5 separate regions of the Mus musculus genome follow, and all the other regions are linked to region 1. A link is a loop called in an ENCODE intact Hi-C map of the cell type or tissue named here. Cell type or tissue: heart. All regions are shown on one strand. Each heading gives the region's core, and the rest is flanking DNA. Links, peaks and the distances in the headings are about the cores only.

The links. Peaks named below come from ENCODE experiments on the same cell type or tissue, not always from the same donor. Only the 100,000 strongest peaks of a DNase experiment are listed, where the experiment ranks them.
Region 2: it touches region 1 in a loop (1.9-fold over the local background); 4 of 42 quality-filtered maps call a loop at or near these places.
Region 3: a loop joins it to region 1, with 2.0 times the contacts of the local background. A loop is called at or near these places in 5 of 42 quality-filtered maps.
Region 4: it touches region 1 in a loop (3-fold over the local background); 16 of 42 quality-filtered maps call a loop at or near these places.
Region 5: it touches region 1 in a loop (2.3-fold over the local background); 3 of 42 quality-filtered maps call a loop at or near these places.

What each region holds. Positions count from the first base shown.
Region 1 is chr7:130,544,665-130,550,718 of GRCm38, reverse strand. It overlaps Nsmce4a (NSE4 homolog A, SMC5-SMC6 complex component), which reads left to right and starts at 3,338. Exons shown (of 11, transcript NM_001162855.1): 1 at 3,338-3,727; 2 at 4,747-4,824. The coding sequence starts at 3,445. In heart, for the core only: a CTCF peak has its summit at 3,310; DNase peaks (open chromatin) are centred at 3,288 and 3,758; H3K4me3 peaks cover 1,943 bases; H3K27ac peaks cover 2,219 bases.
Region 2 is chr7:130,652,495-130,658,548 of GRCm38, reverse strand. All of the region lies in intron 3 of Tacc2 (transforming, acidic coiled-coil containing protein 2), which reads right to left. Among named protein-coding and RNA genes, the nearest start is that of Gm39098, 9.6 kb to the right of the region's middle. In heart, for the core only: a CTCF peak has its summit at 3,819; DNase peaks (open chromatin) are centred at 1,368, 3,378, 3,818 and 5,308; H3K27ac peaks cover 4,278 bases.
Region 3 is chr7:130,643,519-130,649,572 of GRCm38, reverse strand. All of the region lies in intron 3 of Tacc2 (transforming, acidic coiled-coil containing protein 2), which reads right to left. Gm39098 (a long non-coding RNA gene) reads left to right here and starts at 3,616. Exons shown (of 3, transcript XR_869991.3): 1 at 3,616-3,730; 2 at 3,952-4,105; 3 at 4,985-5,011. In heart, for the core only: CTCF peaks have their summits at 1,405 and 3,002; DNase peaks (open chromatin) are centred at 1,922, 2,582 and 3,392; H3K4me3 peaks cover 2,926 bases; H3K27ac peaks cover 3,997 bases.
Region 4 is chr7:130,751,791-130,757,844 of GRCm38, reverse strand. Tacc2 (transforming, acidic coiled-coil containing protein 2) reads right to left here. Exons shown (of 22, transcript NM_001004468.3): 17 at 5,935-6,011; 18 at 4,184-4,227. Among named protein-coding and RNA genes, the nearest start is that of Btbd16, 19 kb to the left of the region's middle. In heart, for the core only: a CTCF peak has its summit at 2,854 (motif pointing right); no DNase peak of the experiment used is centred there; H3K4me3 peaks cover 351 bases; H3K27ac peaks cover 2,275 bases.
Region 5 is chr7:130,862,518-130,868,571 of GRCm38, reverse strand. Plekha1 (pleckstrin homology domain containing, family A (phosphoinositide binding specific) member 1) reads right to left here and starts at 2,848. Exons shown (of 13, transcript NM_001346515.1): 1 at 2,589-2,848. It overlaps Gm5602 (a long non-coding RNA gene), which reads left to right. Exons shown (of 4, transcript XR_869992.3): 2 at 1,859-2,425; 3 at 5,527-5,604; 4 at 5,709-6,054. In heart, for the core only: a CTCF peak has its summit at 2,291; a DNase peak (open chromatin) is centred at 2,781; H3K4me3 peaks cover 2,264 bases; H3K27ac peaks cover 1,432 bases.

The sequences.
Region 1 (6,054 bases), core at 515-5,514:
AACTCAACAACCAAATTAAGGGGTAAAAATAAAGAAAATTTTCTTTCAATTTATTTATTTGGTCTTTTCAAGACAGAGATTCTCTATTATGCAGCCCTAGCTGTCGTGGGTGTTCTAGGCATGTAGATCAGGCTGGCACAGACAGAGATCCACCTGCCTCTTCCTCCTGAGTGCTGGCATTAGGGGCAAGCACCACTATGGCTCACACAAAGGCATTTTTCTCGACTCTTAAAACTGCTGGGATCCAGGAATCGCCTCACAAACCACAGAAACACTGATCTCAGACAGGGAGAGTTTATTGAGCATGCACCTCAGGACTTGTTGACCAGGGCCATGGTTCAGATTTGGGAACTGAACCATGACCCTGAGTTAAGATCCTACAGGGTTTTTAAGCCCCAAATCCACAAACATCTGTGCCAAGTTACTTCACCGGTGGATCAAGATCTAGGGTTACGGGGTTTCCTTGGGAATGTGTCTTTGTTGTACATTTATTCTGTTCCCATTGGTTGGGGGTACTCAACAATGGCAGGGGCCTTGCCTTGTCTGATATTCGTGTCTTAGCTTGTCTACCGGGATGGGTAGTGTGGCCCTTTGCTTCTTTGCCTTCTGTGCCAGCAGCTGCCCTTACAGACCTGCTTTCTGGTCTGTGTTCAGGTCTGCTGCTGGCAGCACCTGCCTCTTGTGCTTGTGTTTAGAAGGGGGCTCCTCAACCCAACACAGGCATAGGACAGGATTTTGGAGCTAGATCACTGTGCCACCCGGATGCTATTTGAATTGTCCTTGGTACAAGGTAAACAGTACAATGTTAAATGCTTTCACAGTGGTGGCTTAAGTGGTACTATGGGGAAGGAGATGGGATCACTGGGATGTATCAGGTGTTAGAGATGTAAAAAAAAAAAAAAAAAAAAAAGGTGGCCACAAGATGGGGAGAAGGATGAGAAGCTAAGAGCCTCACATAGCAGGGATTGCTACGGATGGGAGGATTAGGTGAACAAGGAAGTGCACTGATGATATTAGAAACCAGACTTCTCACTGCTGAGGAGGAATTTATAAATATAAAACCAGAATGTATCAGTCAGAGCTCTCTAGAGACACAGAACCAACACTACTTACATAGACATGAATGAGGAGTTTTGTTATCTGCCTGGCCTCACGCAGTCAGGGAAGCCAAGAAACCCCTCGACCAACATGTGGTCTGGAGAGTGAGTGTGATCTGGGTCTGAGAGCTGATGGAGCAGGGCTGCTGGTGGGGTGCCTCCTAGTCCAAGGTCCAGGGTATGAGAATGGGTGATAAGGAAGACAGGGCAGTACTGGTCTGCAACCTAGAACCAGGAGTCCAGTGTCTGAGGGCAGAAATAGATGCCCTTGCTGAAAGAGAAAGATAGAAGGTTCTTTTTGTCTCTGCCCTTTTCTTCCATTTGATTAGACCATCGTGAATCGGATGGTGCCCAGCCAGGTTTCTGAGGGCAGAGCTTCTCAAGGAATCTGAAAACCACCCCAGATTCACCTACAAATAACATTTTTGCCAGCGTTCTGGGCATCCCTTATCAAAGTTAATCATGTAAATAAATATAAACTCATCACCACAGAGTGGAGAAAAGCCCCCTGGACTTCAACATCGGACTCTGATCGGACATCGGACACTGCTATAAGCTTGCGTTTTATTTGTTAAAGAGATTTGCTATGTGTGCGCATGTATGCCTGGTGATGCTACATGCATCACGTATGTGCAGGAGTCCAAAGAGGGTGTCGAATCTTCTAGAACTGTTGTTCTAGACAGCTGGGAGCCACTATGTGGATACGGAGGACTGATGCCAGGTCCTCTGTAAGAGCAGTAAGTGCTCTTAACTGCTGAACCATTTCTTCTCAGTAGTCTACATTAATACAGAGAATAGTATTTCATCAATCACATTCACCCCTTCTTCCCCACACACTCTTCTGTGATGTCAATGCAAATTAGTGTTTTAAATTAACCCAGCAACATAAAATATGAAGAGATGCACTTATATACGTGTAAGGGTGTCTATGCATAGCTTCCTAGTTCTTTTTTCTTTGGAGGCTCTAGAAGCAATGATATCTCAGTAGCAGTGAGCTCACTAGGCTTTGGATCTTGGTCTCAAAATCCTCTCAGCCTTTGTGAGGTAGTTAGATTCACGAGGATCAGGAACTCAATATTAGCTTCAGCTACAGGGTCAGTTTGAGGCCAGCCTGGGTTACATGAAATCCTATGTGAGAGGGAGGGATGGAAGAAGGAGAAGTGTGTGTGTCAGAGGGTAGATTACCTCAGGATTCCTAAGGTGGCATAAAAACTGGTACATGGGCGGGCGGTGGTGGCACATGCCTTTAATCCCAGCACTTGGGAGGCAGAGGCAGGCAGATTTCTGAGTTTGAGGACAGCCTGGTCTACAAAGTGAGTTCCAGGACAGCCAGGGCTACACAGAGAAACCTTGTCTCAAAAAACAAACAAACAAAAAACAACAACCAAACTTGTACACGGCAGTGTGGATCCATAATCCTAGTGCGTTGGAAGTGAAGACAGGAAAATGCCTAGATCTTGCTGGCTATTTAAGTCCTGTCAAAAAGACGAGTTCCAGGTTCAGCTAGAGATGCCTTATGGTAAAGAACGTGGAGAGTGGGCTGGAGAGATGGTTTAGAGGTTAAGAGCACTAGTTCTCATAGGAGTAGGGTTCCATCGCCGTTATCCACAGGGCAGCTCACAAACCCTTCTTAACTCCGGTTCCAGAGGAGGTGTGCACGTCCTATTTTGACATCTGAGGGCACTGCATACATTTCGTCCACAGTGTGCACGCAAATAAAGGATGTATATACACACACAACAAATCTAAAAAATGTGGAACTGAAAGAGGAAGACCCCTGAAGCCAACCTGCCGTTTGTACCCGCAGATGCACACTTGTGCATGCGTATCTATGTACAGTGCACACACACACAATTACATGGAATGATATGTATACATGTATCTTTGAAACCACATTGCATATAATTATCTTCCTCAGACCTGTTATAGGGTATCTGTTGTTAGAGAATCAGCTGTGAACCTGCCGTGTGGTGGTGCAGATATTTAGAAGGAGGCTTAACAGTTTACTATGGTACAGTCAAGGAACCCTGTTTTGTTTGTTGTATCCTCCCCAAGGCCAGAGGAGCCAAAGAGACAATGGGAAGATGCATGACTAAGTGGGGTGGGCATTAGGATCAGAGATCTAAAGTCCTAAGACTCTTGCTTGCAGGGTGGAGTAACTAAGAACCAATGCGAGGCACAGACACAGCCAACGCCGCCGCGACCTCCGGGCCACAGGTGTCGCTGTGTGCTCACGCGCCAGCCGGGGAGCTGCGTTGCTCCTGGAGCCGGCGCTCGAGCCCAGCCGGGGGTTTCAGTTTCTGGCGCGAACTTCCGCCGCTCCGAAGTTGCAAGGCGAATTGGCGCGATGTCTGGCGACAGCAGCGGCCGCCGGTCTGAGGGCCGGGGCCGGGGCCGCGACCCGCACCGGGATCGCACCCGCTCCCGGTCCCGCTCGCGGTCCCCGCTGGCCCGCCGCGGCGCCGCGCCGGAGCGCAGGGAGGCAGCGGAGCGTCCGAGCTTGGAGGACTCCGATCTGTCTGATTCTGGGGACGAGCTGATGGACCCGGCCTGCTTGGAGGCCGAGTACGACCAGGGCCTGTGCCGCCAGATCCGCCATCAGTACCGCGCTCTCATCAACTCTGTCCAACGTAAGGTGGCGCTTTGTGGCTGCGCGGGCCGGTGGCGTTCCATGGCTGGGGAGGGCGGTGGAGGTGCAGGCGCTGGCCGGTCTGCGCAGGCTCGCGGCAGCGCGCTTTCGCTTGTTTACGAAGTGCAGCCTACGCGACCTTGGCGGCGGCCGCGCAGGTGCTGTGTGGCCGGCTGGAAAAGCGGGAGACCAGACCTGGTGGTGACTTGAGCTCAGCTAGCCAGTAGGGAAGACAAGCACACACCACCAGATTTTTGTTCAATCTAGCTTGCTCCTCGTGGGCGCCTGAGCTATGGAGTCCCTTGGGATTGCTAAAATGCACATTTCCCTGCCCAGCTCGGATACACTGAATCAGAAATGCTGTACAGGCCCAAGCGTTTGTTGTGTGGCTCTCCAGATGAGCCTGTTGCTTGAGAAGTTGACAATCCTTTCTTAATCGAGCCCTTGTATTGGGAAGCCGAAGAGTCATCCCTTTGCACATTTGGGGAGCAAGTGTTTCCTGTCAAGAGTTCAAGTTTTGAGGGCTGGGGAGATGGGCAGATGCTTCTCTTGCGACCTTAATTAGATTCCCCAGAACCCTCTAAAGTGTCTCCTAAAAGTAGTTCTGTAAACTTGTATCCTCAGCCGAGGGGAAGCAGAGACCCTGGGTCTCTTTGGCCAGCTCACCTAGCCTTCTTGGCTAGTTCTATAGATAGATAGATAGATAGATAGTTCTATAGATAGATAGATAGATAGATAGATAGATAGATAGATAGATACCCTGTCTCAAAAGGCAAAGGTGATGGTGCGCTGAGGGAAGGACATCAAAGGTTGACCCCAGGCCTTCTGCACACACAGACGTTCAATTTGCTTGGAACAGTAGTAACATTGTCTCTTTCTGTAAAAGATAAAGCCTTTTTCTGTTAAAGAGATAAAGCCACTCTAATCATTACCCAGGCTGTAGGAGTGGAAGGAACTGTAAGTTGCTACTTATTAGTGAAGGATGTGCCCAGTTCCCTAAGCTTGTATTCTTTTAAATAGAAAACCGGGAAGACATACTGAATGCTGGTGACAAACTAACAGAGGTCCTGGAAGAAGCTAACACTCTGTTTAATGAAGGTAATTCATGATTTTAAATCTGTTATTGCAGCTTATACTCACTGGGTTACTTTTATAGAAGCCAATTATTGTTGTTCCATAATTCCCATTTACTAGTGCACAGGCCCAGAGCCTTTTCCGTTTTAGCAACAATACTGTGCACTTACCACTTGGTACAGTGTATGCTTTAGGGTTCTTCGAAGATTTCTAGAAGTCAGGAAGGAGTTGTACAGTCTGTTTTAAGAAGCCTCTTCCATGAGCTGGGCAGTGGTGGTACACACCCTTTAATCTCAGCACTGGGGGGTGGGGGAGGGGCAGAGGCAGGTCTCTGAGTTCAAGGCCAGCCTGGTCTGCAACTGTCTGTTCCTGTGCATCTACAGCTACACACAGAAACCCTGTCTCAAAAACAAACAAACAAACAAACTAGCTGGGCGTGGTGGCACACGCCTTTAATCCCAGCACTCCGGAGGCAGAGGCAGGCAGATTTCTGAGTTCAAGGCCAGCCTGGTCTACAAAGTGAGTTCCAGGACAGCCAGGGCTACACAGAGAAACCCTGTCTCGAAAATAACAACAACAAAAAAGACTAACAAAAAAGAAGCCGTGATTCTTTTGCTGGCTTGAATTTGAAAGTTTCACTTGTATGTTCTGTTAAGCAGATAGATGAACTAGAGAAGAGTGCAGCCAGCTTCAGAGATCCTCTTTTCTTTTCCTTCCTTGGTCTCCCCTCCTTTAGCTATTGATCCACCTATAACCTAATGGAGGTGCCTCATCTACAGGCACACCTCTTGTGTGTGGTTGGGGACAGTGGGGAAGAACTTTCCGTGTTGAAATCTGGCTCCTGGGAGTTTTCTATTTGTTTGAAGTTGTGTGTCCATGTGGGTTTGTGCACATGAATACAGTTATCTGTGGTGGCCAGAAGAGGATATGGGATTCTTCTCAGAGCTGGAGTACACGGAGGGTGTGAGTTGTCTGACAAGGGTGTTGGGAACCCAACCCAGAGGCCTCTTGGAAGAGCAGTACTCTGTATTAACTGCTGGTCCCTCTTCCCCAGCCGCATGGGGGCTTAAAACCACAATATTAGTTTGAATTAAAAGCAGCAGCAGTTGGTTGTAGTGGTGACCGCTTTGGCTGGTATCCAATGAGCAAGGTGGGTGTACTTCCTGATGGGAGACCAGGACAGCTACACAGACCATGTTTCTCTTTGGGCCTCTCTCACTGCTTTAGGAACAGAAAGGGGCAACTGCAGTGATA
Region 2 (6,054 bases), core at 701-5,700, 110 kb before region 1:
GGTCCTCAATCTAACCAGGCTGAACAAACCTTGTGGAGCAGGCCAGTAAGCAGAACTCCTTCATGGTCTCCACATCAGCTCCTGCCTCCAGGTCCCCTCCCAGTTTGAGTACCTCCTGTCATGGCTTCCCTCAAAGGTCCATGACTCAGGATATGGAAACCAATGTCTTACCAAGTTGCTTTCATATATGGTAGTGTTTCATCAGACTGACAGTAACCCTCACTAAAACAGGGTCTCAACATACGACTTCCGGAGGACACAGAGGAACACACTGTCACAGGAATACAGGATTCTTGCTGGCTAGAGTGATCTAGGTGAAGTCCTAGGAATATTCTAGGAATAGCTGAGACAACAAAGGGCATTACTGGGCCCCTGTGTGCAACGATTCCTGCAAACCAACAACAGTTTTTCAGGCAGGAAGGCCACTAGTGCGAGGCTCCATCCTCTATGCCACACAACCAAGGAAACTTCCTCCCTCTCTCCCTCTCTGCGTGGTTACAAAACCGCTGGCCTTCCTTCTCTTCCTCAGAGGAGAAGGGTGGTGTGGAGAAAGCTGGCCAAGGACAACAACGGCAAAGCCAGGCCCGGTGTCCTGAGGAAGTCGTCAGCACGGGGAGAACGGCCAAGAAACAGGAACAGCAAGATCAAAGGCAGCAGAAGCCAGGCTCTCATGAGAAGAGGAGCTGCGTGTACAAAATGTGATTGGGCTGTAGGAAAAAGAAAGAGACGGGGCTAGGCGGTGGTCGGAGACTATCAGTTACGCTGGAATAGAGGCAGAGAGGTGTGCATGCATGTGAGTCCCTGTGTAGACAGAAGCACACATTCATCCTATTTCCCAACTCCCTCTTGAGAAAGGTTCTGTCAAAAGGATGGAACCTCAAAGGGGCAGCCATTAGCCAAACCTTCGGTTATTTGGACCTCAAAATGGGAAATATGGGACCTAGAGAGATGGCTCAGTGGTTAAAAGCACTGGTTGTTCTCCCAGAGAACTAAGGTTCAATTCCCAGCACCCACATGGCAGCTCATAATGAGCTGTAGCTCTTGTCTCTTGGGATCCAAGGGCCTCTGAGGGAACTGTACATACATGTGCATAGTCAGACATGTAGGCAAAACACGCATCCACACAGGATAAACGCTCAAAGAAATAACAAAAAAACATAGAGAAAGTAATGGATCGCAATCAATCCATGGAGTTAGCGTAATGATGGATATATCCACATGGACTGAAGTGATGACAAGGAGAAAGGAGGGCCTCCTAGTGTCTGGTGCGGTCGAGAAAACAAAGATGCATCCACTAAGGATGCATCATGAAGGAGGCAAGCGAAGGCCAGGCAGGGGCCATGGGAGGATGCTAGGGCAGAGGCACGGAGGCATAAAGCAGCAAGTGGACATCTGATCGCTAAGCATCTTCTACCAAATACCATGTGATCACAAAATGAAAAGTGATCTCTCTGTAGTGGAGAGGTCTGGCAGGCTCCGGCTTTGCCAGGTACTCCTGCCACCACTACAGAGGCCCAGCTACACTTCTATAGATTAGTCTGCTCATAGACGGGCATAGAGTGAGGGCCTTTCAACATCATGAAACATCTGTGCTCTTCAAGGTCATGGGAAACTGGGAAAGGCAAGGCAGGATTCTAGACTGAAAGAGAGTAGGTGGTGGGACACAGGGTCCAGCGTAGGACTGTGCCCTGGACCTGCTGGGACATGGTCAGAGGTGGTGATGCTGAGTGGAGTCTGAGAACTGGGGACTGCTCCCCCGATGGATGGCTGCACTGGAGTCATACCAGAGGGTGCTGCTGTCTAGGGACATGCATGCTGGAGCTCTCGAGGATTTGGGCTTTAGGTTTGGGAGGGGTCGACTTCATTCAAGTTGATCTTGAATGACTCAGAGAGGAATAGGAACAGATATACATCTGTAGATAGAGTGACTGGCCGAACCTACGTGGGAGAATATCAGTACACTGTTCTCACAGCTGTTCGGAACCAGCAATCAATGTGTGCAACAACAGTAAAACAAGGCTTGCCAGCGACGCCCTGCACCAGCGAGGAGCCTGGTCTGGCTCTGGCAGGCCGCACGGGCTCTGAGGAGAGCAGGGAGGTTAAGGTGGACAGCTGAGGCTAGGTTCTGAGAGGCCTCAGAAGGTCAGGAGATAAGGCATGAACTTGTAGCCTTGAGGTGACAAGAGTGTCAACAGAGCCATCCGCAGGCGAGTGGCAGGACATTTTAAAAATGACAGTCATGTTGCTGCAGAGAATAACTAAAGAGACGATCCCCTAGTGAGGGGTCCCAGTAAGAGCTCTGGGACTATTTAGGAGCCAGATAAGGCTGGACAGCACACAAGCCGCTGCAGAGGAGGGGGGCTTCCAGGTGTCCACCCAGGATTTCGTGAATGACAGAGGGAGCAATCAGAGGCCATCTGGGATTTGATCATTGAATGACTTGGCTTTAACTACAAGCCTCACACATAAACTCAGGACTTCCTGTGTCATTAGTGACTTATCTTTAACAAGGATTTGAGATTCTTTATTTATTTATTTATCTCTAAAGGAAGTCCGGTGAACTTAAATAAGTTTACATCATTCTGACTAATACATAAACTAGGGTTCCCTGGAGTTTGGGATGTTGTTATTGGCATTGCTACCTTTTTCTTCTATAAATTGTTTCGTTTTCTCCTGAGACAGAATCTCCCGTAGTCCAGGCTGGCCTTAAACTACCCACGTGGGGTAGGATGACCTTACCTAGAACTCCTGGTCCTCCTGCCTCCACCTCCAGCCTGCTGGGACTACAGGCAGGTGCTATGGGGCCAGGTTTACTAAGCAGAGGGTTTTGTGTGTTCTAGGCAAGCACTGTACCTACCGTGCTCCACACAGCCGGGTCTCTGGCTCGGAAGTATTCCTTCTTCTTTTCCCCACGTAAGCTAAGAAACCTACTTTATTATCTAAATGATAGTCTCATCATGTTACCCAGACTAGTTCAATTATCATGCCAAGGCCTCTAACTAGCTGGGGCTGTGGGTGTGGGGCACAGTGTTAGCTAATGTAAAACTTGATAAACTCAAGGCTGGACTCCCCAGAAACTGTGCACTGCACTTTAGGGAACCCCGGAAGTCACAGCTGCCAGCTCTGTGCAGCTCACCTCTGTTATGTGAGGTTTTGGAAGGCAATGTCAGAGCTCAGTGGAATGGAAACGTCTCTGACTGTAGCTCTTCTGCACAAGCTGTAGGCTAGCTGTAAACTAGCAATACACAGTAAGCAGAGGGAAGGTGTCATGACACCTGGAGACTCCCCTGGGAGTGTCCTTCGCAGAGCACTACTGAGCATCCTGTCAAGTATGTCCTCTGGGGAGCGTAGCAGACAGACCCTTGTTCTGCTTCTACTGATAATCACTAATGCAGGCTCTGGGCAAGCCAGGCTGGGCTTTCTTTGTCTGGATCTAGTAGGTGAGAGTGGATTGAGCATGGCCTGGCATTCCTGAGCACCAGGCACAAGCAGAGCCGATTCCTAGACCAGCAAGATCAAGTTGCCTAAGATCAGACAGGGAACAAGGCTGTAATGGTTAAGGTATTTGACCAAGATCTAGGAATGCTCGTTTTATTGTTGCTAACACTCTAATATGAACTTGGTAACAGATTAACCTAAGCATACGAGCCTCACTCATAAGAACAGCTCCTTGCCAAGCCTGTGTGGGGAGCATCCCACACTCTCAGGCTTCCTTTGCAAGGATGAAGAACACTATCAAGCTGAAGCCAAGGGCATGCATAGGAGTCCAGAAATCTTCCAGTCAGCCAGGAGGCCTGGCCAGAGGGAGGAAACAGGATGAAGGTGCCTCCCACAGGGCTCTAGGGAAAGTGGCTGGTGGGATGACTCTGAGGCAGAGTACAGACAAACACTTCCACTCCCAGATAAGCAAGTCCAGCAAGGCAAACACTTGCCCTTTGGTTAAAACAAAAGGAAATACTCTTTTTTTTTTTTTTAAGAGGAAAAAACGTGTACAGTATCTCAGGGCTTTGCCAAATGTGGTCTGTAATTCTTCGGGACTCCTGACAAGAGGGCAGCCATACTGCCTGACAGAAGATAGTAGAGGAGACCAGGTCTTGGGAGTGTGGGCCTCTCACTGCTGACCCTAAAGTCCTTCAGGAGCCCAGGCTGTCTTCTGGAGTCTTCCCTTGGAAAGAGCACAGCCCAGTCTGGAGCACAGGCACAGCTCAGGAGGGGTGCAAGGAGCCATGGGACCTCTCAGGAGAGAGGAAGAAACAAAACAGCAGGTCCAGGAGGGAACTTGGACCATCAGCAACAAAAGAGGAAACATTGCCCTTCACTACCAAACCTCAATCCAGGACACAGAAGTAAGTGTACGGGAATGAATGAATGAATGAATGAATGAATGAATGAACGAACGAACCAAGAAGGCTGTACAGCCCCCAGGGAGCCATAGCCGTGAAGGCTGATATAATGCAGTGTTTGGCACACATTTCAAGCAAAACTTCCACTCATTTCAACTCTGACCTGCGCTTTTCATTTCTTATAAGGTCTCAATTGTTTTTTCAAAGCCTCAAATTTATTTTTCCTACTCCTGGGCTTCAGTACTGGGTCTTTGCTGGTGAAGAAATAAAAGGCCTGACATAACCCCTCTTGGGAGGCAAAGACTGCAGGGTCAGACTGCCTTAGTCAGAACCATTCCTCTGCAATAAAGAGCAGTGCAGTCTTAGGGCAGGTCTACCCAAAGCTCAGTCTCCCCATCTGCCACCCAGGCAACAGTCAGACTCATTAAGGGCAGTCCTGAGAGCATCTCTCCAGCAGGGTACCTGACCAGTGGGATGTGTTCAAGAGAGGAAGGTACCATCAACATAGACGCAGCAGGTCCACACTCCCTCCTTCCTCCCCGAAGGGTGTGCCTCCCCCCATATACACACTTCTCCTTCTCCCAGACTGTGAGGACACCAGTAGAATGGGGATCAAGAATGAACACAGCACAGACGGTAGCAAGTGATGGGACAAATGTTGACGAGCACACAGGATGTACTAGGCACGATGCAGACATGTTTTCACAAAGAACAAGCAAGCACAGCCTCTGGTGATGGCTGGAATACGGTTCATCTCACAACCTCAAGCTGAAGTGCAATCCCCACCAAGACATATTTAAAGGCGGCACCAGGTGGCACCTGTAAGGGCTAATTAAAGCTCTGCCCTCAGGAGTGGATTAATCCATTTATGCACCTAATGGATTAATGGATTATCTTGAGAGTGGATCTGTTATAAAAGCCAGTCTGGCTGGGTCTCTCACATGTTCCCAGTCTCTTGTCATGTGATGTTCTGTACTCGTTTGTTACTTTGGCAAGGAGAAGGCTGTCACCAGATGCATCCCTTTGACCTCAAATGGAGCCACCAATCAAAATAAACCTTTTTTTTCCTTTGTAATTCAGTCTGTGTCATTAACTGTTCATTACTGTGTCGTTAACAGAGAATGAGCTAAGTAAGGCTTCTCTCCACCCTAACCCACACTGGACATTTCATCTGCTCTAACTCCAGATCTGAGATCTCTGCCCCTGGGTCACGCAGGGTTTGGTGGTCTCAGGCAGAATTTAGTGACATGTAGTACAGAAGAATCAACTGAGGGCCACCCTCCAGGAGGTCTGAGCAGTGGACCAGGGAAGGCCTTTCCTCTCCCAGGGCCCCAGGCATCCCCCGACAATATGAAGGTTTAGACTGTCTAATCCAAAGTCAGGGTGATCAGAAACCCACAGTCCCTAGAGGCACAGCCCCCCTGGTCTAGCTGAAAAATGATGGGGGTGGGGGGTGGGGGTGGGGCAGACCATAGGCAGTGCCCACATGTTGGACCAACCCAGGAGTGAGTACTAAAATGGGAGGCAGAGGCTGACCTGTGGACTCAGCTCTGGCCACCCAGGATGCCTTGGTAAAGGAAGGCAGGACGTCAGATGGCAGGAAGCCTTCGAACATACAACTTAAGTATCCCTCAAAACCCTGCTATTATTGTCCCCAAGGCTTCCCGGTTAGTGAACTCAGGGCTGGGTATCATGGAGAGCTCAGGTAAGA
Region 3 (6,054 bases), core at 380-5,379, 99 kb before region 1:
CAGCTGGTAAGAGGGGAGGCAGGGCTGGTACGATTGAGTCTTTGTCTCTAAATCCTTGGCAATCTCTACACTGCCCCTCCCGCCCCAGGGGAAATGAGTCTCGAGAACTTTGCTTTCTCTTAACTGGCACGCCTGAATCCATTAGCTAGACGAGAAGCTGAAACCCTGTAACAGAGTACACAGGGGAGACGGAGAGCAGGGTGGTGCTGAGCCCCTCCCCCACGTCCAGAATGGAGCCTCCACCACCAGCAATTACTATGTTTTCTGGAGACCATTGCTCTAATTTTAGAGGCCCTGCCTGGCAAACCTTTGTTTCTCCTGAGTCTTTGTTTTCATGCCTCTCACGTCTCTCAAATTATTTCATAATCTGTTACAATGTTTTGTCATCCAAGGGAGTCGCTGTGAAAATGATTGTTCAGATTATAAACCAAGGTCTGTGACCTCACTGGGGCAGAGGCAGCAAAAGATCCATCCCCAAGCTGGGTTTCACAGACCTTGGTCACAATGGGAGAGACCCAGTGACCTGGCTGTGAGCCTTCTCTTTCTTAGATTTGCTCCTCTGGACAACCTCAGCCACTGACTCTGTCAACTTCTCAAACTTTCTGATTGTCTGTGCGCAGGTGCAGGAGTCTGCCAGACCCAACCATGATGATCCAAGGACCGTGTTCTGGGCCAAGGGACCAAATCCCAGGAAAACACACATCCATGTGCACACATGCATGCCGATGCTCTCCACTACACTCTCCTTGTCTGCTAGCCCCATCAGCATCTTGCCAATGCTCTCCGCTACACCTTCCTTGTCTTCTAGCTTCATCCACACTACAGCTTAGAACCTGGCTGCCATAGATAGGTTTGTTTCCACATCCTCCTAAAAAGTATCTTTTGAATTCCTGTGACCTTGGCAGAGTCCTCCACTTAGGCCACTACTGCTACTTGGAGTAGCAATTCCCGATTCCCGGTTGTTCAGGCCTGTCCCATGCAAAGTGCCCTTGACCCACACCCACCATGTGCCTATAGTGCACTTGGTCACCAAGGCAACCAGAAATACCCTTCTGTGTTTCTAGATATTCCTTCCAAGGGGTGCTGACCCCTATCAAAGTCTGCCCATCAGATACAGATGCACCTGTGCTCTCTCTCTCTCTCTCTCTCTCTCTCTCTCTCTCTCTCTCTCTCTCTCTCTGTCACACGCATGCACACACACACATGACCTTACAGTCTTGAAGTCATTCAACTGCCACCAACCACCCCCTCTCCAGAACCCTGCCAGTTTTTATGGAAGTAGTTCTGTAAACTAGATGCTAGATATGTCGTTTCCTCATGCAGAGTCTGTCTCCATAGAAACAACAAACAAACAACACCAATGCAATACCAAATAAAACCAGAGGCTGCCTGTGCTGTGACACCTACACAACCAGGTCAGGAGTCTGGGGTCCTGTGTTGGAGCCCCACTTTGGAATGCAATCCTAGTTGAGACCCTGCACGTCCATGCTTCTTTTTCAAATCTGTTACGGGAAACCTTGATCTTAAAGTGTCCTTTCAGTTTAAATAGTCCATGCACTGGCAACAGAGGGGAAGGACTAATTCTATCTAGGTTTCACAGAGGCCCCAAGAACTGATCTGCAGACTTCCGTAAGCAAAGATGCCTGGGTATGAATGACTGGAATATAAGCAGGCCATACTCCATGAACATACTCTGAGGCTTGAGCTAACTGTTTCTTTTAAGATGGGTCTTAAATGCTGGCTACCATATTCAACATACCATGCCACAGAGCTGTGATTAAGGGCACACGGCACTGCACCTAGCTTGGGACCTAACGTTTGAGTGGCATCAGAAGAAGGAGGTGGCCTAGAGACTGAGTCCACCCTAGTGACTGTATAAGGGGCCAGCTGCCGGATTATATCCTGCTCCAAGTCTCCTTAGAGAAAAACGCCCAGGACAGGGCTGGGCCTGTGAAGAAGAGACCCATGAAAATCCTTCCACGCGCTGGCCAGCACAGCCAGCCAGCCCTAGTCTCCCTTCCACATTCAAACTGTCAGCCCAAAAGCATAAGTTGGGACTCACCACTAAAATCTACATGTAGATCTGAATGGATGTAAACCAGCCAAAGTCATTGCTCCATATAAAAGAAAGTGTGGCCCCTTTTTAAATGTGGCCACTCTACAGGGTATCAGAGAAATGGATCGGGAGCTCTCTCTGCCTCATAAGAGAACTGTGCTTTCCTCTGGGATAAAACAAATAGGAGTCTGCCCTGGGACCCCTCATTGAACGGACTGTTCAATGGGGACCTGGGGTGATCACAGGGCACATGTAAACCCATTCAGCAAGCCCTTTCCTCTCCCCTCCGGTGTTTCTATTTCTACCAGCTACCACAAATGTCTCTCTCCATTTGACACCATAAGACAACCGTGTATCGAGTCGCCACTTTTTAAGAAAAGACCAACGCGGGACTTAAGAAAACAGCAGGTATATAGAGGCGTGTTCCTAGGCAATCACAGCACGTCTGAAGCTGCCTGTGCACAACACCCAAAGTAAGAGAACCCGGTGGCAGCCTAGCTGAGCCAAAGGACGCCTAGAGGGAAGCTCGGCTGGGTCACGTGCCGCCCTGGAGCCCAGAAGTGCGCTCGGCCCCGCTGACGTAACTGTTCGAGAATTTAAAAGTCTCAAACTCGGAGGAAATCCTGTGCAGATCTTTAAGACTCATCCACACTCATCAACATGACCGCCAAAGATGCCCCCCCCCAAGAGACCCCCCCCCCCCGGCATAACCAACACGACTAGGAAAAAGAGCCCAGTAGAGATGGCAAGAGGCAGCCTCTGGTCAGGGATAACCCCCTCCCCCGGAAACCTGGAGGACCCCAACACTCCGCCCACAGGCGCTGACTCCTGGTGGCCCACTTGGGGGAACCAGCCTCCAGACAGACGCTTGGGTCCCGCCAGTTCCCTGACAGATACACGCCGCTGCCAGCAGGGAACACAAAAATGTACTTTGCTACTTTCAGAGCCGACACAAGTCCCTCTTAGGAAAGCTGAAAGGAGCTTCGCAGCCCCTTCTAGCACGGCTTTGTCTGGCGGCCAAGGTCTTGGGGTCCTGTGTCTCCTCCCTGACCCCACGTGCGCCCGCAGTCACCACTGCGCACTTACCCGGGATGATCAGGGCTGGCCCTCAACGTAGCCGCCTTTCTCCCGGGACACAACCACCAGAGTCCCCCGGACAGGATGAGTCCTCTGAGCCTGGCGCAGTCCCTACGCGGGAGGACCCAGGAAAAGCAAACTTTCCCGGGGCAACGGCGCGGGGCGGGCGCGGGCTCCCCGAAGGGCTCGGGAAAAGTTGCAGCACAAAAGGCCAATGACTGGGAGAGCGCCGGCGACCGGGCCAGGCTCCTCCCCCAGCTCCGAGCGCTCAGGGCCAGCACAGCCAGCTGCTCGCAGGGGCGCCCGCCGCGCTCTCCTCCCCGGCCAGGAATGTGCTGCCCGGCGCGCCCACACGCACCCAGGGGCCCCCGCCGAAGTGCACCCTCAGGCTAGGGTGCCGGGGAAAGGACCGCACCCGAACGCCCCGCAGACTTCTTCCAGGAGTTTTTGAGTCACAACAACTTGTTACTGTTGGGAGTCCTTTTTCCACGGCGCTTTCCCCTATGCGTGGCCACGTGAAGGAAGGATTGGAGCCCAGAGCTGGGGCGGGGTTGGCTCCTGCCTGCTAGCTGGAGAAACCTAAGCAAGAAGTTGGAGGTGGGTGGGGGCAAGACACTACCTGAATCCACACTGGCCTTGCCTTCTGCCTGCCTGCTTGTCTTCCGGACAGACGCTTAGCCACAGAAACTTTCAGTAAACTTTGCACAGCTGCTGCCCTGCCTGCTTCTTTAGCTGTTGCAACCTCGGAAGCAGGCGTATTTCTAGGGACTGTGTACGTTTCAATTTGGTTTAGAGATTTTTTTTTTTTTTCCTTTTAGGGTCTAAAAGGAGCTCTTTCACTTGCATCTCCTCATACAGAGAAGTGGTACTTACCTGCCCACGCCACACCTTTTCCTCTGGAAATTTCTGCCGCTCGACCCCACTTGAGAAGAGAATGTGGCTATATGTGGGTGTCAGGCTTCCTATTTTAAGGTTTGTGTCAAAGAAAACATTGCTATATTTTATAGACTCAGAGACCAAAGGGCAGAAGACTCAGGGTGACTCGACACTTCCTTTCCTCCCCTTAAAGAAACACGCCCTAGGTTGGAGAGCCCCAGGTGAGAATTCCCTAGCCGGATTTGTAGACAATGCTGCCACAGAAATTTTCTGTATTTAAAAAAAAAAAAAAAAAAAGCATTTCTAAGAGTCACATTTTGAGGACCATTTAATAGATTCCTAGCTCATTCGCTTGTCACGAGCACATCGGTACCATATTATTGTGGTCATATCACAAATTAGAACCCCAATCTACTCGCTTAAATGTACCATCAACCATTGGTGAAGTACCCTAGTTTGATTTCCTGTTGCTTCGATAAAACACTGACCAAAAGTAACTTGAGAAAGGAAAGGGTTTATTTCAATTCACACTTTACAGTCCATCACTGAGCCGGGTATAGTGGTACAAGCCTTTAATCCCAGCACTCAGGAGGCCAAGACAGGTAGATCTCCATGAGTTTGAGGCCAGCCTGATCTACAAGGTGATTTTCAGGACAGCCAGGACTGTCACACAGAGAAACCCTGTCTCAAAAACAAAATGAAACAAACACACAAACAAACAAACACCACCACCACCACCCCCCAACCCAAATAAAAGGAAAAAAAATCCATTATTGAGGGAAGCCAAGGAATTCAAGACAGGAACTGGAGACAGAATTTTCAGACAAACACTCTGTGATGGTTTGTATATCCTTGAACCAGGGAGTGGCACCATCTGGAGGTGTGGCCTTGTTGGAATAGGTGTGACCTGGTTGGAATGGGTGTGTCACTGTGGGTGTGGGTATAAGATCCTCACCCTAGTTGTCTGGAAATCAGTCTTCCACTAGCAGCCTTTGGATGAAGACATAGAACTCTCAGCTCCTCTTGCGTCATGCCTGCCTGGATACTGCCATTCTCTCACCTTGATGATAATGGACTGAACCTCTGAGCCTGTAAGCCAGCCCCAATTAAATGTTGTTTTTTATAAGACTTGCCTTGGTCATGGTGTCTGTTCACAGCGGTAGAACCCTAACTAAGACACACTCCTTATGGCTTTTTTATACAGTCCAGAAGCAGCTGCCCTGGGGTAAGAACATTCCTTCCAGCCAGCCTAGGAGCCTGAGCCCCACCCCTCGCCCCCCATCTAGGCAACAATGTCCTTGGGGTGACAGGCCTTTCCCATGTGAATTTCTCTTCCCCAGGTGACAACTACAGGACCTTCATGACAGAGGACAGCTCTGTGGTCCTGGGACACCAGACTGTAGCATCTCCCCTCCCCCAAAGGTATCCATATTCCTCATAGTCTGTGACTATGTTCTGTCAACATGGATGTGCTGGTTGGTTAACCGTCAGTGGACACAGCCTGGAAACCACCAGGAAAGCATCTCAACTGAGGAACTATCCAGGTCAGGCTGGCCTGTGGGCATGTGCATGGGGAATCATTTAGACAGTTAATTCATGGACAAAGATCCAGCCCTTTGTGGGTAGTATCATTTCCCCAGTCTGGAGCACTGGACTGTGGGAGAGTAGGGATGGCGAGCCAGTACTGCTCGAATGGGCTGCATCTATGTCTGTCTCCTCCTGACTGTGCAAGTGGTATGACTAGTTCCTTGACTTTCTGCTTTGGTGTCACCCAGTGATGGAGTGTGTCCTGGTATTGTAAAGCCTTCCTCCGCTGAGTTGCTTTGGATCAGGACATTTTATCATGGGACAGCAATAGAAAAGAAACCGTAGCAATGGCAAGGGAAAGTAATGGTGGCAGGTGGGAACAGGATGGAATCATCTGACCTTAAGATAAGGGGATTAGTGTTCATTACCCACATGCCCCAAGAGAGCCCGGTTTAACCGCAGAGGTCCTTCTAAACCTCTGGCAAGAGTGACAAGGAACAGGGGAGGGGTGGAGTTGT
Region 4 (6,054 bases), core at 608-5,607, 210 kb before region 1:
TGTGCCTGTGAGGGCATCTTCAGGACAGTTAGGTCATGAGGACCGTGACCTTGTAAACTAGTTCTTATTATGATGGTGTTACTAAGAGGTGACAGAGAGGAGGAGGTGGGAGTTGGCTGGAAGAAGTAGGTCACTGGGGCCAAGTCCTTCAGGGCTGATATTGCCCTAGCTGCTTCCTGTATTTCTTTTCTCTGCTTCCTGCCTGTCAAACTATGAAATGCATGCCCTCACCACCGTGGTGGACGGATTGTTCTGGAACTGTTAGGCAAACAACAACTCTTCCTTCGGATGAGTCTGTCAGGTATTTGGAGAAGACAATGACAAAGGACCAGGCCGCTCTCCTCAGGGGCTGGCTGCGGGTCAGTCTGGTTCACCGCTCTGCTCTGGGCACACAAACCCCCGCCACACAAGTGGCCCTGCCACGGGATCCACGTGCTGCATGAACAAAGGTGGCCCTGAAGTGACCTGTACAAAGTGTTCCTGTCCCCATCTTACAGAAGGTGAAAGAGGGTTTGAACAAGGCACCTCATTTGTTCACTGAGGGAACAGCACAGCCCAGGCTCAGCCCCAAAGACAAAGCCCGGCCATGACCAAATTCTTCCCAAGCCCCCTGAGATGGACAGTCCCCACTGGGAACAGCCAGAGATTTTGATTTGGGTTATTTTTCCTTCTGTTTTCTGATAGAGCACCCTCTTGCTGTGTCTTAAGTTCAGCACATTATTACTGTGTGTCACAGTGAGGGGGAGGGGGGGTGTCACAGCCTGAATTTTACTCCAAGCCTTGAAATTTTGTGGACCCAGGGCCTTGTCAGCTGAGAGTGTGCATTAGAGCTAGCTGGAGGGCTACACAAACAGACATGGCTCCCTCCTCTCTTTTGACTCAGCAGATCGGGGTGGGGAATCTACACAAGTAACAAGCTCCCTGGATTCAGATAGAGCTGACCCAGGGCCCTGCCTGGAAAACCACTGCCCTAGGAGATGCCTATTGTCCCTCCACCCTGCCTCTATGATCCCAGGGTTCTCAGCAGCGTCCAGAAGCCACCAAGGGCAGTGGCTCTGGAGTCTGACACGCCAGCTTGGAATCCCAACTCTGCAGTGTTCTTAAACTCACTGTGCCTCCTCACCAGAACCAGAACCAGAACCAGAACCAGGGGATAGCAGTGCTTCTGGGCCATAACATTTGGAGAGGTTAAAAAAAAAGAGAATGAATACAAAGCTCTTGGTGCCCTGGGACGGCCTGGAATCTGACCTGTTATCAACAGCATCACTGCCCACAGAAGCTCTTAACATCGCCCCTGACCCAGTGGGACAGCGTCACAGTGACTCATGAAGTGCTGCCTTTTAAATAGAGAGCTTTTTAATACAAGCAATAGACTTGCTCTATCCACACTCCTAGAGGAGAGGGCACTGGCAAATTCCACTAGATGTTATTGACCGAACTTTAGCCATTTCCTTTGCTCCCAGCATGCCGTACAATGTACATTCTGGGCTGATCTGTGGTCACGTATACATTTCACCAGACAGGCTGAAGGAGCTATTTATCAAACAGAGTTCCATCTGATTTCCTGAATCTAAGATGTCGCCTAGCCCAAGCTTTCCTCTTGTCACTTTTAAAAATAGAATTGCCCGGTTCCCAGGAGAGCCAGGCAATGGCAAGTCTGCACAAATCTTCTTACTCGTGACCAACAAAGCTAGGCTCTTAAAGTCAGGAAATCAGCCTCAGCCCCCAGACAGGACAACGGGGACTCGAAACCCTGATGGGGGCTTTCTGGCGTTTGCAGGCAAACCACTATTAAATCCAATGGGGAAAGCAGCAAATACGAAAGCAAAAATAACCAAGCCAGGAAAACAAAACACAAGCAAGGGGCTGCGAGGGGTGGGCTGCGATGGGTGGGTGTCAGACGGTGGGGGTGGGGTGGGGGTAGGGAGCAGTTACTTACCAGGCTTGCCTGTTTGTTTTGCAAGCAAAGGGCAAAGAGCAACAGAAAATGGAAGCAAAACAGAGAATCAGGGCAGTTGTTAGAAAAGCAGAAACAAACAAACAAACAAACAAACAAAAAATCGCCACAATCTGGAATGCAGAAAGCGCAGAGGTTCCTTCCTGTCCTGCATTCCATGGAGCCCACTACTGAGCTTAGATAAGGCACGCTTTCTCCTGAGGAGCTGCTGAGAAGGGATGAGCAGGTGTGGCGCCTGGGTCAGAGGAACCAGGCTCTCCCTCAAAACACATGCACTCTGGTCCTAAGCTGCCAGGCTCTCAGGCCCAGGTTCGCCTTGCTGGACAGGTGGAATGAAACTGGGATGAAAACATGGAATCCAGATGAGGCCCATGGGCTTGTTTCTACATGTGAAGGGACCTACTTTCCTACGAGGCAGGCGGGTCCACCCACCTTCCCTGGGCGGTCATGTCACAGGTTGTCAACACGGAACATGAAATGTCTAGTGGCCTCACCCAGCGATCCTCCACAGCAACTGACATACAATTTTTCTGGGTTAGAAAAGCTTTGGAAAAGCGGATGAGGGAGAGGCTGGTGAGTAAGGCTCGTGACTATGCACACAGTAGGGATGTTATCCAAGAGATGATGCACTCAGCTAGGGATGCTGTAGCAGTCTCCCTGAGCCATCCTGGGGGTTCTCTTGTACACAGAAAACTGTTCAGAGTCCAAGAAAGAAATGCACCAAGCCTCTGATACCCACCCTTCTTAACTGTCCAAGATTAAAATGTTCCAACTGCGGTCAGCTGCAATTTCTCTCAGAAGCAGGAATCAGCACCTAGTAGCTTCTGTCTCACCATAATGGCAGATTCCCAGATAGGTCAGCTGGACAGGCTCTCATGCTTAGAGTCCACCAGGGGGAACTCCTGCTTCTCTGAACATCCCTAGCTGTGTGCTTGCTACAAGCTGGCTGTGGCAGCCTTCCCTCAGGCCTTTCTCCCTCAACACCACACTAGCATCTGCCAGTGTCATATCCCAAGACACAGGAGGCAACCCTGTCCACACTGAGAGAAGCCTGTTTCCTCTCCAGTTCCTTTGCCAGCTCTTAGAATGCGCAGCATGTTGAAGTTTCTATCTCATCCATAAGCTTGTGCATTTGGCTCTGATGGGATGCACCTTCCATGGGATCAATGTGGCTGAACGTAGGCCACAATTAATGCTCCCGAGAGGGCCAGCCATTCAACCATTGGCCCTCCTGCTACTGCAAAGGCCACTGAGCCGTTCATCTTGGGGTCAGCTATAGACGGGTAGGACTCAAAAGGCCAAACATTTGCTACAGGGCTCTGTAAGCTTGTACAGATCTAGGCTCTGTAAGCTTGTGCAGATCTAGGCTCAGCACAAACTTGTATGTTTACCCCACAAATCCTTAGGTAGGGAAAAAAAATCATTTTTAAAACTGATTATCATGAACCTAAGCAAATAAACAGATAGCTAGACATAAATCAACATGAAGACCAACTCCCCAAGACTATACAAGCCTGGTCTTGGACTATCTCCAAGAATGTTTCTCATTATAGAGGAGGAGGATGGGGAGGGGGAGATGGAGAGATAGATAGTAACACGAGGAAGGGAGGAATAGAGGAGAGGAGGGGGGCGGAGGAAAGGAGGAAGGAAGGAAAGATGAAGGAAGGCACACAGGTCATTGTGTGTCATTTGCTAGTATAGGGCCGTCTTTCATTGCAGGCCTAAGCAATCTTTCAGCTCTGGCACTCAGGGATGCAGTGTTCTGACGGAGGTGTCACATCTCAGGGAGAGCTGGGATTGGCTACCATGCTCTGCCAGCCGCAAGAGGAAGGGTACTGGGTAGGGAGTTGCCATGGGTTCCATCCTGGCCCTAAATCTATGTGTTAAGGCTGTATATTTAATCATGGACTCTAAACTAAGTTGGGGTTGGGGGTTTTAATTCTATGCTTCCTGCAAGCAAAATCCAACTTACTGGCCAGACTCAGACTCCTTCCCAACATGGTGGATCACCTGGTTGGGTAAATGAGGTCTGTGGAGATGCTGGGGAATTGTGAAGTTGTGACGTACATTCTCCTGGCTATCCTCAGGGTACAGCCACAAGTGCGGCTGAGATGGTCCCTGCCGAGGAACTCACTACTCTTAGAGGAACTGGCTCTGAGCCTTGTGGCTGAAACCCACCCCCATTCCCCTACCCCCTCCCCTGAGCACTCTAGTCGTGACACCCACCGATCATCTGTGCAATGGTCTTCTCATATTCGGCCACAATTTTCCTGGAAGAAAGGCAAGGAAACACTCAGCTATAGAACAGGACGGTGTTAAATCTCTGCCCACGGGGGTGGGGGGTGGGGGGTGTGGGGCGTGGGGGGGTGTTACAGTGTAACCAGGGAACAGCAGCACAAATCCGGTCAGAGCTGGGCTCACACCCTCTGCACTCATCCCTGAGCTCCATCACTAAGTTCCTTCTCCCGGCATAAAGCTCTCAGTCCACCACGCTGTCCACTATGTGAACCAACGGGCCAGAGCGCCCCCCAGAGTCTCACATCTCACTGCTCTCACGGGCTCAGCACTTTCCAGCTGGCTCACGGACATGGCGCTCAATGTGCATAGACAATTTCCCCCGATCTCAGCTCTCTCGTTCCAAGTGTAGCCTAGGGTGTTTGCTTACTTCCTTCTCTCATTTCTGCCACCCAGAATCTGTTTCTCGAGTCTAATTCAAACCTTTCCCTCCCCAGGAAGCCTTTCTCATTGCTCTTGTAGCTCCCTAACATCCTTTCCGTATCTTCTTCCAAAGCCTCCGGAAACAGGAGCTAGTCTCCTCTAATGGAGGAGACATTCCGCAAGGTCTTAGGCTGCTTCTTGTCCCCTTGCATTTTTAATGATTTATTTATTACTTTTATTTTATGTGCATTGGTGTTTCACCTGAATGTATATTTGCATGAGGGTTTTGGATCCCCTGGAATTGGAGTTTCAGACAGTTGTGAGCTGCCATATAGGTGCTGGGAATTGAACCCAGGTCCTTTGGAAGAGCAGCCAGTGCTCTTAAGTGTTGGGCTACCTCTCCAGTTCCCTCCCTTGTATTTTTAAACTCTCTCTCTCTCTCTCTCTATATATATATATATATATGTATATATATGTATGTGTATATGTATAAATAATAAAATTAATCTTGGGGAGTGGGTGTGTAAAACAGTATCTCACCATGTAACCTTTGACTGACCTAGAACTCCTTACATAGACCGGTCTAGCTCTGAACTCACAGAGATCTGCTTGCCTCTGCCTCCCAAGTGCTGAGAATAAAGGTGTGTACCAGCATTGCTTGGCAACTCCCCCAGATGAAAATATCAAGGTGTCAAGCATCCCTCTGCAAGAGCAGTCCTCTGAAGATGCAGGGTCTTTGCCCATTCAATCCAGTCACCCAGAAAGTGACACAGTGCCTTCGGGAAGATGTGCTGGTGGCCTAGAAAACAGGCCCTGACCCTCATCTAGGTGTTTTGTTTCCTACTAGAAATGTATGGAGGAATGCGAGTCTGCTGGAGTTGAAGCAGGGGGATGCAGGACACATTTATCTCACTGGATTCTTTAACTCGTGCATTGTGTTATTCTAAAAACACTCGTAGGAGATAAAGAGACACCCCAGCAGTTAGAACTTGTGCTGCTCCAGAAGACCCAGAACCCACAGTGGACAGTTCTCAAGCAAGCTGAGGCTCTGGGGGATCAGATGCCTCTGGCGTCCAAGGGCGCCGGCATTCATGTGCACAAACCCACGCTCAGACACACATCATTAAGAACGATCAAAATATTTTAAAAAATTAAAATCTCTTAAAAACCACCTATACAAAAATACTAGCCATGATTATAGAGAAAAGTGAACTTCTTCTATAGAAAGCGTTACTTGGGATAGGGACCACCTCAGCACAAACCGCCACGAAGCCAGGGAGCAGGGCTTCTAAGCAGCAGGAAGGCTGCGCCCTACTGACCTCATTTCCACCACTTCCCGTCGGCTTTCTTCATATTTATCCCTCCACTCTGAGACTTCTCTCTCCTTGGCGATGACCTAGGGTCAGGGAGAGAAGAAAGAGGTAGATTCCCAGATGAGT
Region 5 (6,054 bases), core at 365-5,364, 320 kb before region 1:
TGGAACTCACTTGGTAGACCAGGCTGGCCTCAAACTCAGAAATCCGCCTGCCTCTGCCTCCCGAGTGCTGGGATTAAAGGCGTGCGCCACCACTGCTTGGCAGGATATCGGCAGGATATCTTTTTCTTATATGAACACATCCCATACAGATATTCCTACAAATAACTGAGCACACTATAGGCAAGCTTCTAAAGCCCCTGAATGCTTCCGCCTCATGAAGTAACTGCATACACAAGTCACTCTGTTCTCAAATGCTATCTACTCACAAGCAGTGGAAATAAATGAATAAAATTAAATAAAGAAAACTAAAATTGGATGTTTCTCTCCTATTGCATCAATCTTAATCTATTATTGCAGATCAGAACCAATTTTTGAAATTTTAAATAAAGTCTTGATATGCCAGAAAATGTACTGCTCAGGCATATGGAAGGTGATTATTTGTGTATCTTCAGCTCCTAGCTAGCAACCAGTGGATGCTTAAAACATCCCTGCTACAACTCTTGAAACTTACTAGCCAAAGCAGAGTAGCCTCTGACACATCTGACAGTCACTGCATCCCACCCAAAAGCCTTTCTCCTCATTCTTACACTACAGAGCTATTTAAATGAGAATAAGACAATGCACACTACTCAACAAGTTCATGTTAAAATCTGATTTAAATTATACTAACAAATTATTTCTTAGATTTCCTTCTGAATTATAAATTCTAAAGGGGGAGGACAAGAGTTACAATCTGAGTAGTGGCATAACAGTAAAGAACTTCCTTAGGCCCAGTAGTCAGTTTTTCAGCAGCAAAGCTCACATAAAGATGTAAGTTTCCACCTTTCCCAAGTATCTTCCTATTGCCCTAGGCATCTTATCCTATCTTTGAATACTGCCCACAGTAACTGTTTAAAGAATCCAATGCTATTCTTAACATCCTTAAATACTTCTAAAAAGGTCCTTCCTGCTTATGAACTCATGGCCGTTTCCTCACAATTGTATACTTATCCTGTCCCACTGTCTCAGTCTCCGCCAAACAGATGTACACAGCACAGTCTTTCCTATTTTGCTACACTGCTAAACCCAAACAGAAGACAAAAAAAAAAAAGATACAAACCTGCTGCTTTCCCCGCCCCCCAACAGCAACAGTGAAACCAGAAGCCAACAAGATAAAGGGAGACAGAAGGCAACATGTATATCACTTCCCTGCTGTGTGTGGCAAGCTAGTGACTCTTTACAAGCACAGATTCACAGTATGTCCACTGAAACAGTGTTATTTTTCAATAGAAATCTGACATTTGGCACAGGGTAGGGTTTATAACACTATAAAATAAGCTATTAATTTGATTTCTGCTGACTTACTATTCTTGTTTATCTCTGCTCTTAAAGAAGAAAATCAACTTTCTGTAGAAGAGTTGGTCCAGAATATGGAATATTTAAATTTGAGGGAAAATGGTTTGCCACAAGTTTGTTGGTAAGATAAACTAAGACGCACTGTATTCAAAATTCGTGTTACTATTTTTGAAATAATAGTTCATCTCCAGCTGTAAACTAAAAATGGTTTTTCATTTTACTTCCAAAGCGTCTGAGTCACTTAACACTCTTCTAAACTTCGCTACAGATTCGTCCAGTGGCCGTCAACGTAAAAAGCCTGGAAGCTAGAGAGCAGATCACTCTACAGTCTTAAGACAATGGTATAAACCTTGGAGTGGGCTATTTGTTCCGGTCATTAAACACACAGGAAATAAGCTTTTCTGGTTAGAAAACTAATTTACAAAGGGCAATACGACTTCACAAGAGTACAGAAAATCTTATTAAGATAGATAACGACCAACTCATCCAAGCAAGTATTAGAAAGAACGGGAAGGCGAACTAGAAAACGAAATGCCATAAACTACCTGGTATCTGTTCCTTAAACCTGTCCTCGGGACTCGGTCCCAGACAACATCAGTTTCTGAATTTACTCGGCCCTCGGTGGAGCCTCAGCTTGGGTGTCGAGCAGAACGAGGATTCTACCAAAAGCGGAGCACCGCGAACAGCAGCAGGGCGCTTTCAACCTGACACCACTTTCTCCCCGGACACTCTCCCGGGAGGGTCAATAGAAAGCATCCGAAAGGAACCAGAAGCCGAGCAGGGCAGCCCTCTTCCAAGTCCCGAACCCAGAGTTCAGGCGCCTCTCGGGTCCCACCCGCCTGACCTTGGCCAGGGCACTCCCAACCCTGCCACTCTCTCGGTCCGCACACGCGGGGAAGCCGGGCTGTGCGGGAGCGAGCGGCGCGGATGGGGCGGACACGGCCCTGGAGGCGCGCCGCTCCGACAGGCGTCGCCACCGGGATCCCCGACAGGGGCCGAGCCACGGCGACGGCAGCGAGGACACCAGGGGCTGTGGGCCTTGGCGGGGACCCGCAGGGCTGGCGTCGGGCGCAGAGGAACCCGCGCACAGGTGAGTCCGGCCTCGCCCAGGTGCGCGCGCCCGCGGACGCGCGAGGAGGCGCGGCCCCGCGCCCCCCTCAGCAGCCGGTGGCCGCCTCAGCCTTGCCTTCCTCGCCCCGCTTTCCCCTTCCACACACGCACACCCGAGCTGCACACCTCATGCCCCACTTTACCGCGGCCTCCGCCCGGAGCACCCGCGCCACCGCGGTCCCGGCTCCTTCAGGCACCCAGCTGCCGGGAGCGGCGCCCACGACGGCCCGCCCGCGCACTGCGCACGCGTGCACGCGCTGCCTCTACCAGACCAGACAGCGACTGAGATTCCGGAGCGGGCACTCCCTACCGCGAACACTACAAGTCCCGACAGGCTCCGCGCACGCCCGGCGGCGTGGCGGGCAAAGGAATCGGGCGTCTTCCTAGTTCCAGGGTGGTGGCTCGCGGCCGCGCGCGGGGCGCTGGGTTCCCCATGCCGCGCTGCATCCTGGGGCTTGCAGTTTTTGAGGACCACGAGGCTCGGCTTAGGACGTGGAACTAGAGGTTCTCTGATGTCATCACCTAGAGCTGCGAGGCACAGGGATCTTTAAAAATAGGTTTGGTTCCTTTGCAGATAATTTGCAAGCTGTCCCATAGTGGGTACAAGAAACATAAAATTCACTGGTTGTGCACCAGTTTTTTGCTCCTAACCATTTCTTTCTCAAAATGCAATTTCACCTCATCCTTAAAATAGTGGTATTAATGCAAGAGGCCAAGGAAATTTAAAAGGATTGCTCAAAACTCTTTCAAGGAGATATTTTAAAATATTCAGCCTATTTGTTGAGCAACCTCAGTGTATGAAGTCCCTGCCCTCGTGGAGCCTGTGTTTCATAAGGGGAGCTAGCCCTTTACAAAATACAATCCTTATACATTTTAATAAGTGGAAGAAAAGAATGAGCTTCAGAGATAGAGATAGGGAGGCAGGCTTCAGAGAGGATGTCCTGTCCAGCAGCATTCTCTAAGGAAGAGATATTTCAGCTGAAACCTGAAGAAGGTGAGATATTTAAACATGCAAAAGAACTGGGAGAGAATTACATACCCCACTTTTCCCAGTGAGTGACACACACTGAGGCTCTCAATAAACGTTTGGGGGTTTGTATCCTGCACAGCTGGGGATCATGCCCTCTCACTTGAGAGTGTTTTATCAACCTTTCTCATGACAAGGTTCCTCTGTCGTGTACGTGGGACAACTAGGCTATGCTAGATGAGAGACTGGAGGGGTAGAACTGGCAAACTGCCCGTGCTGACTCTCCACCTCAAATCTCCAACATCGAAGACGATCAGCACCTTACCTTCTTAGAAATCTCAGCTACACAGCCTTGCTGAGGGCCATCTGGCTCTTCTTCAGGTGGGAGCAAGAAGACTCCTTTCCTTATCTACAGACTGGTTGAAAGAGTCCATAGAGTTGCCAGCGCAGCCCTTTCATTTGGCCCATGCACTGGGCTTTTGCTGATTTAACTGAATGTATAGATGAAGTTTTAAAAAAAGTTTTCACATAAAAATCCAAATGTCACCTGATTTTCTCAGGTTTTTTGAGCTAACTTTCCTTGGCTTGAAGATCTGAAAGAAATTCCTGGCTTTTCAGCCCTTGGAGCCCTAGGAGATTCCATTGGGAGTGATTAGAATGTACATAACGAATTGGCTGTTTGCAAATCTGTAACAGAGAAAAGCAATTAAGTTAGGATGGGCTTATTCTGGCTCACAGGTTGAGGGTCTGCATGGTTCATCCTGGTAGGGTAGGTACGGTAACAGAAGAATGAGGGTCAGTCAGAGCGCATCTGGCCCGTATTCAGGACGGGTCTTATCTCCTCAGGTAAACTCTGGAAATTCCCTCACAGACATGCCCTGAGTTCTTTCCTCCCTCTCCCTCTCCCTCTCTTCCCCCTCCCCTCACCCACCCCCCACATCAAGTTAGCAATTAAGTTCAACCAACACAATCTAAAAGTCAAATTCAAGTTCAGTGTCTTTTCGTGATGGGAAATCCCTAACCCTGAAGCCGTGAGCCTCTCTATCAACCCCCTCTGCGTTGGACGAGAGAGCCATTCTCCTGATTGTCGTTACCATTTGACTAAGCAGTGTGCAATCACATAATGAATCCTAAAGCTTATTTGGCACTGAGAGTTAAATGTATGCACAGTGACAGAAACCAGAGAAGGGATTCAATTTGCCCAATGACACACAGCCGAAGTATTCTCCGGGCTACTTTGAGGTTGGGGTCCAGCCAAAACTTGAGAATTCCTGATGTGCCTTTAAGTTCAGAGGCTGAAAGAAGGGTAGGTATAGAAGATAAAAGGCTCTCTGCTCTTCCTCTGCCCTACCCCCCTTTCTTCAGTTCATTATATAACATAAGTACTTTCGCTGTTACTTAAGAAAAAAGTGTAAGCATGTGAGATATTCCTATGCTGAGATTAAGTCTGACAGCAAACCAAATGAAAGAGGACGGAGTGAAAGAGCAGAGGCACGCTAGAATACTTCCCAGAGCCAGTCTGGACCGAAGGCTTTGTAAACTTCAAAGTACCTTTGAAGCATCGCTGCCCCGTCATCACCATACTTCACACGGATGAAGTACTTGGGTGTTTTATTCTAAATACTCCTTGGTTTCTTTCTACACACTTAACAGCAAGATACCAGCCCCTCTGATAGAGCCAAGCAGACCGGGGTACACAAGCCAGGAGACTAGTCCAAACGCATCTGGTGCTACTGGGTGTCATTTTCCTCCCCGCCCCCCTCTCATTTTTACTTTTGTTTTTAGTTTTTGAGACAGGGTTTCTCTGTGTAGCAGAACTCACTCTGTAGACTTTGCTGCTCTCGAACTCACAGACATCTGCCTGCCTCCACCTCCCAACTGTCATTTTCCTCTTTGATACGGTCTCTGACTTCCCTTCCCCAGGAACACCCTGAACCTTTGTGCCTTACTTTTTCTCCTTTGCAGCACTCACATATTATTTACACAAATCTGAGCAGAACATCACCCACATATCTGATTGGTCTTATTTTCCTTCTGTCCCGCTAGAATAGAAGACCGACCCTGACAATGTTTAATCTAATGTTTAATTCACACCTATTCTCTCTCTTGAATAGAAATGTCTGCTGAACATCACAGGCCTCCTTCCTTGCTCAGTCAGACTCAAAAGACAAACCGCAGGAACAGTTCCTGAGGTAAATCCCTGTCTAGCCAGACGTCAGTCAGAACCAAGGTGAAACAAGGATTAAACGTGAACAGAACTCTTTCTGAACCCAGTGCTGTCTTGTTTTCCCTTCAGAGTTAAAACAAAACAACAACAACAACAACAACAACAACAACAACAACAAAGCCAGCTCTTTTCTACTGTTTGGTGTAAACGTGAACTAGAGCCAAGAGAGAATCAGAGCTTTGCCTCTGTAGCTGCATTGGAGAAGCTGGTTCATGGCCCTCTGCCACACCCACACTCCTGGCAACCAGCTTGTGATAGGAAGAATGGTTCCTGGTAATTACCCAGGGCTGGTTGGGTTAAGGGACTTGCCAGACTACAAATGAGGTGGCTGAAGTCTCCTTCAGGAACTATGGCTTGCTCAGCACAATCCTGCTCCAGGAATGAATGTAAAAGACTGTTGTTCTGGAGGGATTGG